Regions from separate parts of the Mus musculus genome. Here region 2 is linked to region 1. The links are chromatin loops, found by intact Hi-C in ENCODE. Cell type or tissue: gastrocnemius. All regions are shown on one strand.

Region 1 (8,000 bases):
ATGTAAGAAAACATTTCATTGAGGGCTGGCTTACAGTTTCAGAGGTTAAGTCCGTTGTCGTTGTGGCAGGTAGTGTGGTAGCATGCAGGCAGACATGGTATTGGAGTGGTAGCAGAGAGTTACATTCTGATCTGTAGGCAGAGAGAGAGAATCTAGGCCTGGCTTTTGAAACCTCCAAGCCCCACCGCCACTGATACACTTCTTCCAACAAGGCCACACCTACTGCAATAAGGTCACAACTCCTAATCTTTCCAACCCTTTCAAATAGTGCTACTCCCTGGTGACTAAGCACTCAAAACTGTGAGTCTATAAGGTCCATTCTTATGTAATCAAACCATTGTAGGTACCCAAACTTAGGATAATACTTAAGAACATGAGTTCTGAGTTCCCACTGCCGTGGGCTGGTTTCATCTATTCAGTTTGTGAAAGAGTTTTCGTTCCCGTTTTATTCTGCTTATAAGCAATCTCTCTACCAGGAAGTGGCAGCAGTCCCATAATAAGGTCGTTGTGAGAATTAAGCAACAAAAACGTACAAAATCATATCTTAGCGTCTGGCTTGATATAAATGCCCAATAAACACTAGCTATTGATAAAACTCCAAAGCTCTTCACTGTTCCTCTGACGTTAAAGAGGCAGGAAAGCCAACAGTGAGGACTAATCTACAGACAAGGAAAAACTGCGAAGATTCACAGCTTAGAAACAAAGTCATATCCCAATTCTAGTGGATTTAAATATTTACAGTTTGTGGTAGTTAATATCCACTGGGGGGGTGTGTAAAGAACACCTCCAGGTGTGTCTACCAGGGCAGTTCCAGAGACAATTCTGTCACAAGGGCAATGACACAATGAACAGATCCATCCTTTGATAGATCATAATAAGACAGTTTTACTGGAGGCTGAGTAAGAGGTGAGCCTTGATGAAGGAAGAAGGTGGAGGGAGGCCTCCCTAGGCCATATCCTGCCCCTCACTCATGCAACAGTGACACACAGACAAAACTTTCCTCTAGCAAGATGAGCTGTCCCAGTGAAAGTGAGACTGTTATATTACTTAGGAAGAATATACACACAGTGTATGTGCTTGGTATCCACAGAGGAAATTCAAAACTGTAGTATTGTCTTTTAACCCTGATAAGATAATGTAAAGAGGGCGAGTGGGATGGCTTAACTGGTAAAGGCAGCCTGTGCCAAGTCTGCTAACCTGAGTTCAAGCCCCAGGACCACAAGGTGGCAGAGGAGCACCAATTCTCAAGAACTGTGCCATTAGGCTAGGTGTCGTGGTGCACGCCTTTAGTGCTAGCACAGAGTTGACAGAGGTAGGCGGATCTCCATGAGTACACACACACAAAACACAAACATACGAACACACGTAAAGATAAATTTAAAAATTTTAAATAATATAAATATATTATATATTATATAATTAATAAAAGTATAAAATATAAATAATAGTTGATATAGAGAAAATTTGTCATTGAATCAATCAGGTTTTTTTGTTTTTGGTTTTTCAAGACAGGGTTTCTCTGTGTAGCCCTGGCTGTCCTGGAACTCACTCTGTAGACCAGGCTGGCCTCAAACTCAGAAATCCACCTGTCTCTGCCTCCCAAGTGCTGGGACTAAAGGTGTGCACCACCACTGCCCAGACAGTTAGTTTTGAGTCAGCCCTGGCTCTCGCCTCCGCCTATACCTTCTCTACCAATGTCAGTTCAGATTCCTAGGTCCCTTGTTTTCCCCACAGAACTAAAACTTCAAGTTCCCTAGGCCGCTTGGTTTCATTCACCAGCCAGCAGCATGGCTGCTTATCGGAAGTACGAACAGGTATGAAATTTTGCTGCAGTCCTCTCCCAGCTGTGGGAATTCCTCTGGGAGGGAAGATGTGGTTGTCATGATGTAGCATGAATGCCCCATAAAACTTCTGAACAAATCTTCTGTGGGAATCATGTGCACAGTGAAGACGTATCTAAGTGTGCCTGCAATCCCAATACTCAGGAGACTGAGGCAGGAGGATCTTGAGTGAAAAGTCAGTCTAGCCTACCTAGTAAGATCTTGTCTCAGAATGAAACGAGAAAAAAAGAAAGGAAGGAGGGAGAGCGGGAGGGTGGGAGTGGGGAGGGGAGGGAGGAGAAATACAGGGTCTTGAGAGATGGCTCAATGGTTAGAACACTTGCTGCTCTTGCAGAGGAACAAGTTCCCACCACCCATATCAGGCAGGTCCCTAACTTGTAACTCCACTTCTAGAGGATCCAACACCCTTTTTGGCCTCTGTGGACACTGAGCACATACACAGTGCATGTATATACATGTAAGTACTCACATGTACACGCAAAATAAAAATGAGTAAGTCTTTTCCAAAATACATACAGATACATGTATGGATTCACATCTATTTAACATATAATATTCATTAATACACAATAAAATATTGGTGCTTTTCTATGTAGGATTTACTTAGAGGAGAGTTAAGTTCCTTAGGATTGTAGAGGCCTGAGGCATCAAGGACACCGCAAGAAAACTCTCAGGGCCCATAGGAGCTGGCAGAGACTAAACCAACAATCAGAGAGCCTCCATGGGTCTGACCTAGGACCTCTACGCTATGCTATGGTTGTGTAACTTGGTCTTCTTGTGGGACTTCTAACAGTGGGAGCAGGGGCTGTCTCTGACTCTGTTGCCTGTTTGTGGGACCCTTTCCCTCCTACTGGGTCTGTTGCCTCATGTAGCCTTATTATGAGGGGAGGTGGTTAGTCTTATTGCAACTTGATATGCCATATTTGGTTGATATCCTTAAGAGGCTTGCACTTTCCTGAAGAGAAACAGGAGACCGTGGCTTGGGGTGGAGGGGGTGGGTGGGAGGTTGGTTGGAGTACTGGAAGGAGAGGAAGTGGGGGTGAGGGGGAATTTCAGTCAGAATGTAGTAAATGAGAGAATTTTTTTTTTAATTTAAAAGAGCTAGGCTTTTTTTTTAAAGGAGTTAGGTTCTTTAATGTTTATTCAGTTTCTTAAAAAATAATTAAGAATTCTGAAAGCTGGAAATGAGCCAGGTATGATAGCTCCAATCTGTCATCAGAGCGATCTGGTGATTGAGGTAGAGTTCAAAGTCAGCTTGGTTTACTTAGCCAGGTCCATGCCAGCCAGGGCTACATAGCAAGACTCTGTCAAAAAGCAAAAACAAAACAAAACAAAAAGAAACCCTGGTATTAAGTAATAATTTATGCTTCTAAAACTTTCATCTCTTTTCTAAAGGATAACTAGTATTGTTTTTCAAAGCACAGTTTTTAAAATGCTCTTGCAGTGTGAGTGTATGATGGCTGGATGCGATATAAAGTCCCTTTGAAGACAGGCAGAAAACAAGTAAGTTGACACCCAAAATCACAAGACTCTGCAGAACCCAGAGCCACCTAAATATCCCAGATCTCAAGAGCCCGAGGAAAGGAGATTGCCAAGGCCAGCCTGGGCTACATAATGCATTCCAGGCTAGCCTGGGCTACAGTGTGACACCATGTCTCCATTTATGTACAAAAATATTGGCAGGTTGGGTGTTTACCTACAGACAGAAGTGCTCTGAGGAGCAAAACCCAACTTCTACAGAGAACATTCCCAGCTAGGTTCCTGCTAGGTCCTGATATGTAAATGAGGGTGCCCCAAGTAGGTACCACTCTTTTCTGATTGGCTGACTGTGGGATATATAGTTCATTGGTCCTAGTGAGATGACAAGATAGGAATTCCCAGGGGCTCTTGACCATGCCTGGCTTGAGACCCAGTGTAGTTAAGTTTGTGGTTTCTCAATAAACCAAAGTAAAATTCCCCAGTCAGAACTGGCCACACTTTGAATTTAGGCCCGGTTAGCCACTTGAGAGCCTTCTTGGAGGTGTGGTTTTTCTTAAGTGTCACAAGATGGATTCATAGAGTAATTGGGCAGCTTCCACTCGCTGGCCACTTATGCTCAACCCCATTCATTTGTGACGGCCCTGGAGATGGACCCCTCTGTTTATATTAAGTCACCATTTTAGAACTTAGGGACATTTGCCTGAAGGGGGGGGGGCTGCAAGGTGAAATAGGTGTGCTGTTCATGTTTCTATCCACATCCTTATAATCATTCTGACCGTTGAGTAAAGTATCATGATTGACAGGCATGTACTACAATGGTCTGCTGGGTAATTGTATGGTCTCCATGAAGAAGGCGACAACCTGCCAGGAAGGAGAACAGGACGTACAGTTTCCTACTGCAGTGCAAGGGAATAGAAGAAACTGTTAACATTTTAATTCCTTCACTTAAACTGAGAAAAAAATATTTTAAGGCTGCAATTACACCATGCATTCTCAATATAGTAAAGCTGGTGTCTAAAAATGTTTTCTTTCTTCAAACAAACATATGCAAATCCCAGAATGGGTGAATGGATGCCAAGCAATGGAGAGAAAGGAACCTTTCGTGAGTGAAAACAGAGAATAAAACTAAAGCCACAGCATTACAAGGTGGCCCCCTGCTGTTTCTTTTGGGATAGAGCATCAAATAGAAACCCCCAGCTGGGTGACAGGGCCAATTTTCAACAGTTTGGACTTGGGAGAATTTGACTTAAATCATTCTATAAAGTTTAATCATTTATAAAAAGTTTTAACGGTGAACGGATAGGGTCTGAGGAATGTTACGCTGAGCGCCGTGTTTGAGCTGCATAAGCCGGTAAATCCCTTACTGACAACATTGTTGATTTAAGGTCAGATTTTCATTATTTATGTGATATATTGTTTAAATATTTCCAAAAGAAGATTACAATCATGCCAGATGGTTTCTCCAGTGAGGACAGTCAGCCCACATCTGTGGCCAAGCTCTTTTCACTTGGAAGAAAAATCTCATAGCTCAAAAACCATTCCTAACACAAAGTACCCCCCAAATCACAAGGGTCCACGAAGTCCAGAAAGTTAACTAAAAAAAAAACACACAACACCAAAGGCGATGCCATTTGGCCATTGTTTTTTAGAGTTCCGGGAGCAGAAACAGACTAACCAGAAGAGAATTTAGCTCAGGTTTCAGGGTTCCCTGTGAGTACTGGGGTGGGGGTCAAGGGTCAGGAATTGTTTCAAGTAGAGGCAGGAAGCACTTCTCCTCAAGCCCTTTTGAGTCGTTGCCTCCAGAGAGCTGAGCGAGGGAATCAGCCTTCAGCCTTCAAGTGACTCATCCGATTTGTTCCCAAGTTAAATACACCATGCTTCGTTTTCATATTTTTTTCTGCTGTTATTTGTCCTGAAAGGGGGGGGGGGTGTGCACAGAATTCTTTTTACCAGCTCAGGATTCACAAACTCTGCATCATTCCCACCATTCCCATCATTCACATGCAGCAACACAGACTTAGTCAGAAAATGCTAATTCACTTTTACTGGGGGGCATCTTGTGCTAAGAGGAAATAGAAACCAATGTATTAAATTAAACTCAGATTGTAACTCAGAAATAAAAGACTGATGGATAAAGGGCAAGATTGCCCAGACTGTTTGCTAACAACACTGCCAACCTCAGTTTGACCCCACAGATGAGGTGGGAGAGGGATAGGGACAGAGACAGGGACAGGGACAGGGGTGGGGAGGGGGAGAGGGAGAGGGAGAAAAATTGAAAAGGAAGAAACAAAGATAGAGTAGGAAGCTGGGTCTGGTAGCTCACGCCTGTAATCCCAGCACCTGTAAGATAAAAACAGAAAGATTATCATGAGTTTGCGGCCAGTCTGCAAACCATAATGAGTTTTATAGCCTGTCGGGAATTCAGAATTGGATCCCACTGCGAACAAAGCTTAAGAAGGTATTAGTAAACTGTGTGTGACAGTATGTCTGTGTGTGTGTGTGAGAACATGCATACTAAGAATATTGTCCCTGTACTACATCCGTAGCCCACATGAAATATTTAAGGATATGTGAACCAGTATTGATCCAATAATGGAGCCACTCAAAGTTCAGAGCCTCTGCTTTGTGAGACTTATACAGGGTAATCAGGCTCCTGTGGGCATGAATTCTGAATCTGCTGCTACACTGATGATGCCTCTTCATATTAGCTGTGTGTTGCAATTAGAAAACATTCAATTGTTACTTCTTGAATGAACGAATGAGTGCAAACACTGTCTGGAAACCTTAATGAATTAAGAGGTTTTATTTATTTCAACTAAAACCAACATTGAGTGCCTATCTACTAGGGAGGGGAAAGGTGTTAGGCCAAACAATGGGAGAATGCTGAAGTTTAAGGAAAAGTTCTACCTGGGTTAAAGTGACAGTTGATGATGGAGCCTGATACATTACTGGAGTTAGAACATGGAGCAGAGCCAGAAGAGATAAAGGGAGGAGAATTGTTCTGTGAGGGTTGGTAGCCCTGACTTGGGGCACAGAGCGCTCACTGGAAGGCTGACTCGAAGCAATCCAAGTGGTTCCTGTCAGCATTTTGCTCAGGAATCTCCATTTGGAGATGCTCATGGAAGTCCTTGTTCACAGGACCGCCATTAGAAATCACATTTGGCTCTCTGCAGACAACACCTTTAATTGGTATAGAAAAATACAAGGGTCTGAAACTTGGTTTCAGAGTTGAGAAATACATTTACTTTTTGATTCAAGTTTTTACCCAAGGACAGGTGCTCTGTGATTTTGTTAAGTGCTGACTTCTTTGAAACAGAGGTCATTTGAGTTTCAAGGTCACTTATTAAAGCCACCGAAGGATCACAAAGAAAGGGTTATATGGTCAAGTCAGAAGGCAGATACCAAAAATGACAGATGGGACATGCAGCAAATACAGTCTCACTGTGGCCTCCTTCACACACCAGACCTGGGTAGCTTCTGTAAGCTACACACACACACACACACACACACACACACACACACACACGAGCTTCCTCTTCTGGGACATGAGAGAGAAGACTCTTCATGTTAATATAACACATTACTACCTGCCTATGAAAGACCTGTCCCCCGTCTTTTCGGTCTGACTACGGATGTGTTTTGCTAACTGAAATGTGGTATTTAGCACATCTCCTGTTCTGAGGACAGCATACCCCTTGGGAGGACGTTCTGTAAGCCTGAACTTCAGGACCAGAAGGACTCAAGAAGCAGCGCTGTGGCTGGTCTACACTGTGATAAAATGCAAAGGACAAGTATGTTTGGATACTGTGAGGCTCATACACTTGGGTACCTGTTCCTGCTTCAAAACCAAGTACTATGCCCTACCCCTGCACCACACAGCAGGTGATCCCCAGATAGGCGCATGGTATCATACCAGGCATGCTGTACTGCATTGGGCCTGTGGTACTAGGCCACAGGAAGACCCTGAGCACGTGATACTTCTGTTACATAGTTTGAATAAAATGTTCCATATTAGATGTGGTGGTGCATATTTGTAATCTCAGCCTTCAGGAGCCTGTGTCATGTTCAAGGATAGCCTGAGCTACATAATGAGGCATGTCTATATAGGCCCTTGGTTCAATTTCCAGTATCACTAATACCACCACTAATCATTTCAAATTTCTTAATGTTTTGTAGCTACACTTACAACAAACCAACTCCTTCTTAGTTGGTTGAGGTGATACATGCCTGTAGTCCCAGGTACTTGGAAGACTGAGACAAGGACCCACAAATTTGAGGCTTTGGAGGGAAACAGTCATGATGCTGCCAACATATTGTATATGTAGAAAAAGTCTTCTTAATATACCTATAGCATCTCATGGCACACATGTTGCACAGACTGATACATCTAAAATATATAGGAATAAATACATAGAAATAAAACCAAATGTTTTCCAAATGTGTCAGATCATTTTCTGTATTTCTCTGACCTCCAATTTTAAGTCCCTAGGAACTATCAAAAAGAGAAAAAAGGTTCTCCACCCATCTAGAAGTCATGCGGAGTGATTCCAAGGAACAGTAGAAACCCAGGCTGCATCCAAGTGTTAACTGCCACGTCTTAAATCTCAGCTCTAGTTTCCAACATGTGACATCATTTAGAAACTTGTTTTAGGCAAAGAGAATCACGGAACTTAAAACATT
Region 2 (8,000 bases), 320 kb before region 1:
CCACACATATGTACCAGGGAGCAGGGGCTCTCCCTGAATCTGTTACCTGCCTGTGGATCCCTTTCCCCTAACTGGGCCACCTTGTTTGGCCTCAGTCGTCGAGGATGCTCCTAGTCTTACAGTGACTTGAATTGCTAGAGTCGGGTGATCCCCAGCAGGGGCCTCCCTGCTTCTCAGAGGAGAAGGCAAGGAGGAAGGGAAAAAGAAGGTGAGTGTGTGTGTGTGTTGGGGGGGGGGATTGGGAGAAGGAGGAAGCTGATATTGTATCTTAAGTGAGTAAATAAATAAGTAAGTATTTTTTTTAAAGGAAAAAATGTTCTACAACATGGGAAGTCTTGGGAGCTGGGGGAGCCCGTTCTAGCCCATAGACCGCAGAGCCGAGTGTGGCCAGCAGAGGGTGCTGGCATGAAAGGAAAGAAGGAGCCAGAAAAGATGGTTCTGGTGGACCTCGTGATTCACTGTTCTATTTCAACAGCAGGCAAAAAGACAAGAAAGAAAAGATGCAAGCTCCAACTGAACATCCCTCCCTGTTCTGAAACTGGTCACCCAGATGCATAAAAGTGTTGCTACAGAATATTAAGGGCAAAAAGGTCAACGATAATAATTTTGTGTGACTTTAGAATCTCACTCTCATCACTATGTAAATCATCCTAACAGAAAAGAACAGCGATGTTTCAGACTTGAACTGTAGGGTTTTTGTTTTCTTATCTTTTGTTTTGAGACTTACTAATGGCATAAAGTATTTAGAGAAAGTCCCATGGGTTTCAGAGAAGCCTGTCTGTTCCTTGGTGTTTGATGGATACACTTTGGACATCTATGGTCCAGTTTAAGTCAGATGATAGTGGAATGATTGTAGAAGACAATAACTGAAGAAATTTGAGATGCTGTATATATCCAAGGATGTTGAACAATATGCCCTTGACTGATCTGCGGGTCACTGAAGGAACAAAGGAGGAGAGAAAATGGTTTTAGAGTCAAATGAAAATATAAAAGGACTTCCCCGAACCCTTGGGACCCAGCAATGGCAGCATGGAGAGCATGGAGCTTGCCTGAACTATACTTGTTGAATGCTTGTTTTTTAAAAAAATAAAAAAGTTTTCAAATAATTTAATTTACATTTCTCTTAAACTTCTTAGGAAGAGAAGAGCAAACCGACCTCAGAAACGGCCAACAGGATAAAATTCTAAGGAACAAGATAGAAATGAATGAACCTCAGACTAACTAATGAGGACCACAAGGGTAAGTGAAGCAAAGATAAATGTGTGAAGGACAAAGCAGGGTTGGCAAGCCCTTAGCTGAACTAACGAGAGGTGGGGGGAGGGGGGAGGCAAACTAACCTCACACACACACAAGAGGGTGGGGTCGACTACCCACATACATATACACAGAGGCCAAACTCAACACACACACACACACACACACACACACACACACACACACGGCAGGGAGGAATGACGGAAATGAAGCCATTAGGATCTGAGACCTCTGACAGATCTATAGCAAGGTCTACATTCATCACAGTATTCCTTAATATAATGCTCTGTCTTAGATTAGTAATTTTTAAGGAAGAAATTAAAGTAGAAAAAGAAGAAGTAAAATTGTCCCTAATGCTAGGTGGCATCTTATATTTAAATAACTATCAAGATGTGAATAAATAAGTCATGAGACCTGGGTGTATACACACTGAGGCTTTATTTAGGCATAAAGAAAACCAAAATTACATAATTCATAGAAAAATTAATGGAGCTGGAGATTCTGATGTTAAACACAAAAATCCAGATTCAAGAAGCTTAAAAATCACACCTTTCCTCTCACATCTTGGAGCTATGTGTCATACATACACGTGTGGCAGGTGTCACAGATATATGGTTGACATTAATTTTTGAACAGATAAATACAGAAAAAGCATGTATGCCTAAGTAGAAGGGTGAGATGGGACCCTAGAACACACTGTGTAAGAGAAAAAGCTCACGAGGGAAGAGGACAATAACCACACTGTGGGTTTATCTTAATTCTGATCAAGATTTGAGCACACTAAAAGTGTCAAAGCAGACAGCAGTATTCTAGTAAGTTAATTTTATTATAGCATCCATTCTCCCTTCATCTTAGTGTCTGGCTGGAGGAATACCAGAAGCCACTGTGGATGGAGCAGATGATCAGACTCTTGGCTTTGAAGACAAATGACTTGATGTGGACAATATCAAGAGTGCCAAAGAGGGCACAGACTGTGAATGTGGGGATGAGCAATGTCGGAATTGTCTGTTTAAGAAAACACTAGCCAGGGTCTAAGAGAAGCTCAGTTGGTAAAGCGTAAGTTTTCTTGGAAGTGTGAGAACCTGGCGTTGAGCTCCAGTACAAGGTAAATGGCCTAGCATGATGGTACACATCTATAATCCTAGCACACCGTCCTCATCATACCCAAGCAATGTGCTCTGGGCTCAGGGAGAAATCCCATGCCCCAAACTTAGATAAGTGAAAGTAGAAATGGTTATATAGAACAAAGTAGCCCAGCGCCAGAAAGATAAACACCGGATTCCCCTGTCCTGCGTGAACCCAGTTCTGCTTCTTTAGATCTCTGTCTGCTTAACAGAGAATACCCGCAGAGGCCAGGAACCTAGAAAAGCTCCATGGCGGGGGAAGCTAGAAGAAAAGAAGCAAATACTAAAAGGAGGAAGAGAATAAGGAGCAGATAGGTTCAAATGGATGGGGAATAGAAGGGTAGTGTAGAGGAGGGATTGGAAGGAATGAACAATATAAGGGATGTATGAAAAGGCCATGTAGACACCTACTATTGTATAAGTGTGTCACATGTATGTATATGTACACATGTATCTTAGACTATTATCTATATGTAGTATAGACTATTGTGTAAGCTTCATAATATTATACACACATATGTATGTTTATATATACACATACATACATAGAGAGAGGGTGGAGGAGAGTTAAAGTGAGGTTACCATACATGGGAGCTAATGTTTCTCTCAGAAGCCACAGTTCACCAAGCTGAAAGCCCAATGACAGATGTGGAATACATCTTTTCAAGTTGGTGGTCAGGGGTCCGCCCCACCCCAAACAATACAAGATTTTGGAACCTCATATGGGAACCTCATGTAGGGTGCTGGGGGAAAGAAGTCACCAAAAGGCTTACCTGGGTGTGGACCCTATGAACTACAGTAATGACTGGCCTGGCAAGATGTGCCCATGGGAGCAATTGCCATGCTCCAGTGGATGGATTCACACATGAGCACACTTTAACACCATAACACCAACTTGGGACTTAGATAGATAGATGATTGATTGATAGATAGATAGATAGATAGATAGATAGATTAATAAATAGTAGGACATGAAGTTGAGAGTGGGATGGGGTCTGGGAAGAGTTAGAAGGCAGTAAACAGTAAAGTAGGGTATATGATCCAAAATGCACTGTTTTTATTTTTGTAAAATTCTTTTTTTTAATTTTTTTCTCTTATTTTTTTTATTACATATTTTCCTCAATTGCATTTCCAATGCTATCCCAAAAGCCTCTCACACACTCCCCCCCACTCCTCTACCCACCCATTCCCATTTTTTGGCCCTGGCGTTCCCCTGTACTGGGGCATATAAAGTTTGCCTGTCCAGTGGGCCTCTCTTTCCAGTGATGGCCGACTAGGCCATCTTTTGATACATATGCAGCTAGAGTCAAGAGCTCCGGGGTACTGATTAGTTCATAATGTTGCACCTACAGGGTTGCAGATCTCTTTAGCTCCTCCATTGGGGGCCCTGTGATCCATCCAATAGTTGACTGTGAGCATCCACTTCTGTGTTTGTTAGGACCCGGCCTAGTCTCACAAGAGACGGCTATATTACGGTCCTTGCACCAAATGCTTGCTAGTGTATGCAATGGTGTCATCATTTGGAGGCTAATTATGGGATGGATCCCTGGATATGGCAGTCTCTTGATGGTCCATCCTTTTGTCTCAGCTCCAAACTTTGTCTCTGTAACTCCTTCCATGGGTGATTGTTTCCAATTCTAAGAAGGGACAAAGTGTCCACACTTTGGTCTTCGTTATTCTTCAGTTTCATGTGTTTTGCAAATTGTACCTTATATCTCACTATATTAAGTTTCTGGGCTAATATCCACTTATCAGTGAGTACATATTATTTGAGTTCTTTTGTGATTGTGTTACCTCACTCAGGGTGATGCAAAATTCTTAAAGAATAAACTAAGGTGGACAGTGAGGAAGACACACAATGTCTTTGGCTTCTATGTATAGGCACACACGTGTGTAACAGCATATGTGTGTGCACACACATAGTCATGCTTTCTTTTCATGTGTCAGCCAGTGTAGAAAAAAAAAAAAACGACTCAGAAAGCGAAGCAATCTATTTCCAACCATTCCCATACCTTTCCCTCTTCATCCAGATTTGAGAGCACACATTAGTCCCTTCTGCATGAGCCTGGGGGAGACTTCTTGGAAGAGACTGCTAATTCCTACTTGGCTGGCATTCTGAAATTAAGTTGTTTTCTATGAATTTCAATGTATCAGTTTAATCAAAATGTGACAGACATTTCCAGTGATTCTAAGCACATTTGTATACCACACTTTCTCCACTAGATGTCTCTAGAGAAATACAAAGTAGAAGGCAACAATACAAAAATACATTCTGTTTTAAATGCGCAAATGCATTCAGTTCAGTGAGGGTGAAGCTTACATGGCTGACTCCTCAATAGGGGAATGACCCATTGCATAAAAGGCTTTCCAAGGCAGAGTCCAAGGAGGGGGAGAAAACACCACTCCACCCTCCATCGCCCCAAAGTCTTCTGCCCTGCTTCTTTCACAGTTAACAGCCAAGAGACCATGGTTCCTATTCTGGTGTGCAGAGAACCCCACCTTTCCCTGAGTATTGTTCCGTTGTCGTTCCTGTGTCACTACAGGCTGTGTTGGGGGACACTAGTGGAAAGCTATGGAAATATTGTACTGAAAAGAATGCTTCAGAAACCCCACTCCATAAAGGTAGCCTTTACAATCTACCAATCTGAATATCCAAACCTATAGCTCACCTTCTTGACCTCTGTAGGCTGGCTGGTGATACTCAATTTTATTTCATGTATACACAACATTTTAAAGATGGAAATTAGTACATGATTCTTGATTTAAATTCTTTCAAGCTAACAATCTTTTTTTTTTTTTTAAAGTGGCCTCAGTCAAAGACACTAAAGATCACCGAGTCTTGCATAGAGTTTCCATTTACAGGACTAGAGAAAGCTAGTGGAGACACAGATCGGGTGCGGAGGTAGTGAGAAGCACTTTTCCTAAGAAGGTGCAGGGTTGACTCCAAGGCTTGGCTGGGTTATAAGAGTTACATGTATTATTTATTCTATATGTAAGCAACTTTTGAGCTCATGTGCCATGGCAACCTATGGACCGCATGTTAATATAGAAGCATTTTAAAATTAGTGATACAATCAAGACCAAGGGCATCCTGCTTATGGTTTGTGTGCACAGGCTTACAGAGTGCAGAGTCCGCGAGGAGTCCCAGGGACTGCTGGAGTTTGAGGTTGGTTTCACAGTGGTGAGTAAGCGTGGCAGTGTAATGACCTCATGGTCTCCCGAGGCCAGATAACAGAGAACTGCCTATAAATCAGCATGCCGCGGCTAGAGAGAAACGGCCCTGTTTCTCAGACACACTATCTCTCTTCAGCTACATAATGAACCATTTCTTTCTCAGTAATGACTTACATCTCTGGGTCAGACTTTGCAGCCCTGGAAAGTCGGACTTCATTTTCATGATTTCCGTCATCTTCCCGACTGGTAGGAAAATTGCAGGGGTCAGTAGTGTCAGCATAGTTTCACAGAGCTGAAGAGAAAGGGCCCTGTGTGGAGAGCGACTTTTGATGAGAGCCCCGGAAGAGAGTGTGCCCTTCCGGGGATTTTTTTCCCAGTCTCTTCTACAACTTCAGCTAGCTTCCCTTCTCAGTTTCAAAACTGCCTTCCTTTTCTCAGCCGTCCCCAAACTGGCTCAGAGCCAGACTTTAGCTTTGGACTTTCTTCCAACAATTAACATACAGCATCACTCTTCTGACCTGGCCTCTGTTTCTCAAGCACTCTGATTTCTTCATCTTTACCTAAAATCTCTACTCTCGTTCTTCTCAAGATTTATGGGTGATCTGTGTGTCTCCGGCTCTTTTTTTTTTTTTTTTTTTTTTTTTTGAAGACCTCCCTGATGTCATTACTGATCCTAATTGGTAAATATTTTCGAAGGGTTGGCATTTGTTGACTTGATGAGAGTTTGGTAAGTCTCAAACATGATGCTCAGAGTGGAACGATTTCAGATTTCTATTATTGGACACTATAAAAAGGGGGTTTCAGGGTGCCTTTTTGTCATACGAGAGTATGCTTTGCCTTGTGCCAAACAGTGAATGTGTGCTGCTTGTCAGAATACTGCAGTAACCTCATCAATAAACATTCTAACAGCCAGTTGGTTGATATCAGATAGACCTTATGTGCATGAGATACGGCTGCCTTTTCATTGAGCAGTTACGGACAGCCCACCATTTGTACAAACTAAGAGTAGCAAAAACTATTTATAAAGCAAACAAGAAAAAGAGGCAGTTAAAGTTAGAATAGTTTCATTTAGATAAATATAAATAAGAGATTAGATTTCTATCACACAAGTGCCCTGGAAGGAACATAGTTTACTTTCCATGATAGCTTCTCTCCCAGTTCTCCAGAGATAGTTTTATACACTTTCAATCCTTTAATACCAAAATTTCAGAAGTGACAGAGGCCTCTGACTCATCTTCAAACTGTGTTGTTTGGCTGTGTACTTAATAAATTAGCTGTTAGTTGCAGGATTATTTTAACACTGAAAGGAAACTTCTCATGGGAAGCTTACACATCTCTCCAGATAAGGAATTCTCTCTGGACTAATGTGGCCTCCCTTCAACTTTTCCAACTGTAAAACAGCCACAGTGTCTTTGCCTTGTCAGTGGGAAAACAATACTGACACCCATAAATGGGTATGGGGGGGGGCTTCACAACACAGCACAGAAAACACCCCCCTCTCTAGAGATGCTTTAAAATGTGTGCATTCACAGAGACTGATGGCTGTTTCCATTCCTTGCCAACTGAAGCTTCGTATCTTCGCAGCTTCTTCATCGAAAGGTTTCTCTGCATCTCATATCTGGTCATGTGTGAAGACCTAAAAAACAAACAAAAAACAAAAAAACAAAAAAACAAAGTGTCTTCCCTCAGCTAAGAATGCTGAGGTTCAACTCCAAGAGAGTACAGTTGTTCTTACAGAAAGCAGAAGGATACTCTTGGCAGCAACCCTGTTTCTTAATATGCATTTAATTGCCACATTATTTCTGGATTAGTAATACTTGTTTCCAGGGCTTATCAGAGTATGCAGTGTGTGTGTAATGGAAAACAAAAAAAAGTAAAATTGTGAGAAAGATAGATAGATAGATAGATAGATAGATAGATAGATAGATAGATATATTTCAAAAGTTAGAGAAATTCTCCCAAAGTAGATCTTTGTTACTTAACCCTCTATACTCATTATGAGTTGAAAAGACATGGCCCCAGTTTCATAGGACTTCAAGGGGCATGTGTCTCTTCCACATAAGCTGTGGAAATCACACTTTAAATGCATTGTACATCTATCCAGGATTTGGGTTAAATGCCCCTGTGATTTCTCTTCTCCGTGTTCTGCTGTGGAGTGATTTAAGTGCAATCAGATCAAACCAGGAAAGTAACTGAGCTCAGAGACACAGAGTGTGGTGGCAGAGACAGAAGGCAGAGAGATCCCTAAACTCAGAATCAGCTCTTTTCGCAATGTAAACCTATAGAAGTGAAAAACGGGCTCACCATGATTGAAAACAAATAGGAGACAGAGTTCAGATTGCTCAGAACCCAGGAGATTTCCAGGGACAGCCCAGGGCTGCTGGTGCTTCTGTAAGGCCATCGCAAGCTTCAGGTTGGCCCAGCGCCCCCTCCCACAGCCTTGCTCCC

The links. Peaks named below come from ENCODE experiments on the same cell type or tissue, not always from the same donor. Only the 100,000 strongest peaks of a DNase experiment are listed, where the experiment ranks them.
Region 2: a loop joins it to region 1, with 10 times the contacts of the local background. A loop is called at or near these places in 36 of 42 quality-filtered maps.

What each region holds. Positions count from the first base shown.
Region 1 is chr3:54,668,533-54,676,532 of GRCm38, forward strand. No RefSeq gene overlaps it. Among named protein-coding and RNA genes, the nearest start is that of Supt20, 23 kb to the right of the region's middle. In gastrocnemius, a CTCF peak has its summit at 4,473; a DNase peak (open chromatin) is centred at 4,507.
Region 2 is chr3:54,353,063-54,361,062 of GRCm38, forward strand. Gm31095 (a long non-coding RNA gene) reads right to left here. Exons shown (of 2, transcript XR_375670.3): 1 at 7,857-8,000; 2 at 6,600-7,188. It also overlaps a transcript of Postn not described here. Among named protein-coding and RNA genes, the nearest start is that of Gm31095, 4.0 kb to the right of the region's middle. In gastrocnemius, CTCF peaks have their summits at 389 (motif pointing right) and 4,601; DNase peaks (open chromatin) are centred at 151 and 389; H3K4me3 peaks cover 911 bases; H3K27ac peaks cover 1,338 bases.